2 separate regions of the Homo sapiens genome follow, and region 2 is linked to region 1. Evidence: chromatin loops called from intact Hi-C (ENCODE). Cell type or tissue: endothelial cell of umbilical vein. All regions are shown on one strand.

Region 1 (2,500 bases):
TATTTTGCCTCCAACTTTTATTGAATGTCTTTGATTATTACTTGTCATTTGACGACAGAGAATTAAAAAAGAAGTGGCTGGGCACAGTGGCTCACACCTGTAACCTCTGCACTTTGGGAGGCCTAGGAAGGTGGATTGCTGGAGTTCAGGAGATCAAGACCAGCCCGGGCAACCCTATCTCTGCCAAAAATACAAAAAATTAGCCAGGTGTGGTGGCACATGCCTGTGGTCCCAACTACTCAGGAGGCTGAGATGAGAGGATCGCTTGACCCTGGGAGGCAGAGGTTGCAGTGAGCTGAGATCGTGCTACTATACTCCAGCCTGGGTGGCAGAGTGAGACCCCATCTCAAAAAAATAAAATACACAAATGAAGCTCTCCACTAATATTGGTCCTGGGGAGGCTGGCCTCTGTCCGCACCAACCATGTCCAGGACAGGACGAAACATTCATGGTTGGACCATCAGACACAATCCACAGTCCACAGGCAATTAGTACACAGACCCAGTACTGTGTGACGTGTTATGTTTAAAACTCTGAACCCAGCATTAGGCCTGCCTTTTTAGTATATTTACGTTGATTTAAGTTACTTGATAATCATCGACTCAGTATGGTTTAAAGAAAATCAAAGCCACTGACTCTTTAAGTCTATGGAGCATTTGCTGATCCCAGTTAACTGTATATAATTGTCAAATTTCCAATCTCTGAAATGACCCTTTGGACACACACTGATGGGGCAGGCTGTTGAACTTTTGCAAAGAACACTTAACCTTCTGCAGAAATGGTGTAAAATACAGGCTTGCGGAATGAGCTGGTCCACTCCAGTGCCCCCACCTCCTGTCCACGCCAGGCACCTAAGAAGCTGCTCAATCACTACAATTTCGGGTGCTATTAGCTTGCCAAGTGCTTTTCATCTTTTAAGGGCTGCCCAAGGGCCAAGGGATAAATCAGGAATGTTGTATCTTTTATTCCATTATTTTAAGGATAAATTACTGCTTAGTCAAATTTGTTATGTCCAGATGGGATATGCAGAAACCCCTGTATTTCAATTATGGTCAATACTGCATCTCATTTCTAGGATTTAAGTGTAGTTTGAGAACATCAAAATCCTTTTCAAACTCCGGGATTTGCGTTGAAATTGTTAACATCTTTCTCTGTTAAAACAAAAATTAATTTCACTAAATTGCTAAAATAAGCCTGAGGAATCTAGAACCCTGCGGAAGATTGAATAGGTATTGAAATTCATTTTCAGAGAGGCCTGCAGGTGGCGCCATAAGCAAACGGTCTTACCCTCTCCCACCAACCTACTCTCCCCAGAATTTAAAAAGGAGGAAAACAGGAAGATCTTAGCTCACATGATAAAGGGGAGGGGAGCCTACGAAAACTACAGATTCGTAAACTATCATATAGAATCGTGCTGCCATAATAAAAAATTCAATAATTAAAATATTGATTATGGAATTGCCTGCTTCCTTTGTATTAAATATGTGCAGTTTATAGTTAATGTGTTTATAAATAAATATAATTTTCAGTTGAATTTTTTATGATACCATAATAACATCCCAATCCTCATTTGTGTGTTAAACGTGTTCTTTAACAAAATTATACATTTACTATTGCAATGTAACTAGCTGGGTTTTCAGCCTTCATCTAATTTTCCAGAATGGTATTTCTGCAGTCCTAACATTCTTTGCTTAATCACTCCGATAAAAACGGTGGATTTCTTTGTAATGCAATTTGTAAGCAAAAAACATGATTGAGAATGCAGTATTTGCTGTCAACTATGTTTAACACAGGGTTTTAATTTAGCGGGTAATTATTCATTTGGTAGACGCTTTTTCCATTCACATTTATTTTCCCTGCTCTTAAGAAAGTTCGTAAGTTTGGAGAACCTTGGAAAACCAGGGTTGTGGCGTATTTGATGTAAGCCAGAGTTTGATACAGATGTTATCGCAAGAGAACATTTTTTTTATCTGCTAAAGACAGGAGGTCACATTAACTCGTAATACAGACACATAAAAATGTGATTATGGGTTCTAAACAGAACGCAGTAGGCTCCTAGTTAACACAATGAGATTTCTAGGAAGTGATGCATAAATTCTTCAAAAATGACACATTTCTCACGTTCCATTCCAATTAAATTACTGAGGCAGCTAACAGCCATGAGCACAAAGTACGGGATAAAATGAGGGTTTGCTTCTTGTAACTGTGTCTCTGTGAAAGTATATTTTTATGAGAAGCAGTTAATATTAAGCTATTATTTTTCAGCTGTGCTGGAAGGGATGTCTTGAGCCTTTCTTGTCGCGCTCTCCCCAGAAGAGCCTCCCCCTTTGTTTCTTGGGTTTGCTGATAGGAAGAGCGCGTTGCTCCACCGGCTACCGCCTTCACCTGGGGCTTTGGAGTGAAAGGGACCAGCCCAGGAAGGGGTCCCCAGCACCAGTCCCCAAGGGTGGGTGTAATCGCTGCCCAGAGGCCCTCAGCCAGGAGATTCAAAGGTGGGAGG
Region 2 (2,500 bases), 590 kb after region 1:
TCGGCTGGGGCTGCTATCACAAAGACCACCGGCAGAGGCACTTCAACAACACACGTTTACCTCTCACAGTTCTGGCAGCTGGAAGTCCAAGTTCAAGGTACTGGTCAATTTGGTTCCTGGTGAGGCCTCTTCCTGCAGAAGCCATATCTCCTCATGATGTCCTCATAGGGTACAGAGCAAGCGCTCCTGAGGGGCATTCGTGCCACCACAAGGGGTCCACTCCCATGACCTGATACCTCCCACAGACCCACCTCCTAATACCATCACACGGGGTTGCAGGGACACAATTCAGTCGACAGCCCCGGCCTTGGGAAACATCATTGCTTTTCTCATCACTAGGACTGGGGCACAAGAGAGGAAGAGTGAAAGCTGATTGACCTCCGAGGTTTCTCTTCTATCTAAAAGTCTATTATTCTAAAAATAAATTTAACAACATCTTCTTACACAATCCCCTCAAATACAGCCATACGATGACACAGCACCTGCAACCAGGAACCCGGGAAGGGTCTCTCCAACTCTGCCTGCCTTTCCCCAGACCAGGGACCAGCAGCCGGGGTGCTACCTGTGGCTCACCAGAAACACAGACTCTCAGGTCCACCTTGCCTTGCTGAATCCAAATCTGCAGGTAACAAGGTCCCAAGGTGACTCCAGGCACACCGGAGTTAAGCAGCTGGAGTAAGTCTCTGGGATGCCCCTCCCCAGGTAGACTCCTGTCCTCAAGGTCCTTGGGGCTCCAGTCTGAGACTCTATTTCCTCAAAACTCTGTAGTGCCCCACAGGCATCTGGACAGTCCCACCTGTCTAGTTTGAGCATCTGTTAAATAACAGTGAATACACATCCATGGCCGGGTTCTGACTCCGTTTAATCACCTTAGATGGAGCTGGGAATGTTTACAGTGTTCATGGATAGCTGTGCCACTTAGACTTGACATGAAGTTAGACTGAAGGCTGTGCTTATGGGTGATTTCCATGGAAAGACGGCATCACTGTTAGGAGCACAGCTGGCTCTTAGGGCACACAATTCACAGGGCTGCGATTTTCACAACCACTTCCAGGAGCATAGCTTCATAACATCAGAAACATCTGCCGGCCCCTGTACACAGTACGCAAAGTAATACATTACTGCTTCATTCTGAGACGAAACACTTTGACCTTGTGCTTCTCCATCATAGTTTAAGAAGCTGCCCTAGTTTATGTTGATTTATTCTTAAACAGTTCTTAGCAAGGCAAGTAAACGTATAATTTTTCTTAATTTTCAAAGACAACGGAAACTTTCCCAAATAGCCTTTGCCACCTCATATCGCTGTCAACTGCTAGTTTTTGTTAATTTCACATCAATCATCGGCTATAAATATTTGTGCCATATCAGCAGGGGATTTATTAGTGAGCACGCTTTAGCAATGCATCTGCCCAAACACCAAGCATGAGGGACAGTTTGTTTACGCATCTCACTCCCTCCACCTGCTGGTGGCTGCTGGAAATGAGTCCCCCAAAAATCCAGCCTTCACTTTGTAGGAAGTGGCACTGACAAATCCACCTAGTACTGCTTTACTTAGCTGTAAGTAACAGCATAATTGAAAGTGCTATACGTGTTTATCAGAACAAAAACACAGGAGCAGGCACATTAAGGCAGCAGCAGGCCCAGGAGTGAGAGTAAGCTGAGTTCTGGACTTCAGCTACACTTCCTTCCTGAGAATGTATTTCAGTGCCCACTGGACCTATGTGCTTCTGGTCAGTTTCACGGTTTCCGGCCCCTCGAGGGTGTGCTCCCCAGGAAGGCTGCCTTTCTAAGAGTCAGCTCCCAATACTGGTGAGAAGCCCAGGAGCTGTTTCCAGGCATCAAGACCATGCTGGCCAGATCCCTTACAAACCTTCAGTTTTCCTCCCCTTCCCCTGGAGGCTGGGCTGCACTTACTCCTCTCCCAAGCCGTCTGAGTCAAGGCTGCCCCTTATTCTCTGAAACTCCCTTTCTGCAAAACACACTGGAGTTCTTCAGGTCTGCAACAGGCCCCTCTGGCGCCACACCCGCCTCACCTGGGTCATTCCGTCCACATGCCGGGAGGTGCCCTCTCCTCCTTGCCAGTGCCAGCCTGGTGCTCTGGTTCCAGCTACCTCCTCTAGATAGCAGCAGATGAAACTTTCTTTAAAAAATATGTTGATACTTTTACATCATAAAAAAAAAAAAAAAAAAAAAAACAGCAATCTGGGCCGGGCGCAGTGGCTCACGCCTGTAATCCCAGCACTCTGGGAGGCCGAGGCAGGTGGATCACTTGAGGCCAGGAGTCCAAGACCAGCCTGGTCAACATGGTGAGACCCCATCCCTACTAAAAATACAAAAAATTTAGCTGGGTGTGGTGGCATGCATCTGTAATCCCTGCTACTTGGGACGCCAAGGCAGAATTGCTTGAACCCGGAAGATGGAGGTTGCAGCGAGCCGAGATCACATCACTGCACACCAGCCTGGGTAACAGAGCAAGACTCCCTCTCAAAACAAACAGCAA

Evidence for each region. Hi-C counts contacts between places; a loop is a spot of excess contacts. Peaks named below come from ENCODE experiments on the same cell type or tissue, not always from the same donor. Only the 100,000 strongest peaks of a DNase experiment are listed, where the experiment ranks them.
Region 2: a loop joins it to region 1, with 19 times the contacts of the local background. A loop is called at or near these places in 4 of 110 quality-filtered maps.

The regions. Positions count from the first base shown.
Region 1 is chr2:236,179,821-236,182,320 of GRCh38, reverse strand. The region is part of intron 1 of GBX2-AS1 (GBX2 and ASB18 antisense RNA 1); the gene reads right to left. Among named protein-coding and RNA genes, the nearest start is that of GBX2, 13 kb to the right of the region's middle. RefSeq lists enhancers at 1,966-2,481, 2,482-2,500. In endothelial cell of umbilical vein, a CTCF peak has its summit at 1,259 (motif pointing right); DNase peaks (open chromatin) are centred at 1,290 and 2,070; H3K4me3 peaks cover 570 bases; H3K27ac peaks cover 1,224 bases.
Region 2 is chr2:235,594,579-235,597,078 of GRCh38, reverse strand. The region is part of intron 1 of AGAP1 (ArfGAP with GTPase domain, ankyrin repeat and PH domain 1); the gene reads right to left. Among named protein-coding and RNA genes, the nearest start is that of TNRC17, 78 kb to the right of the region's middle. RefSeq lists enhancers at 1-301, 1,300-1,594. In endothelial cell of umbilical vein, a CTCF peak has its summit at 1,460 (motif pointing left); a DNase peak (open chromatin) is centred at 1,468.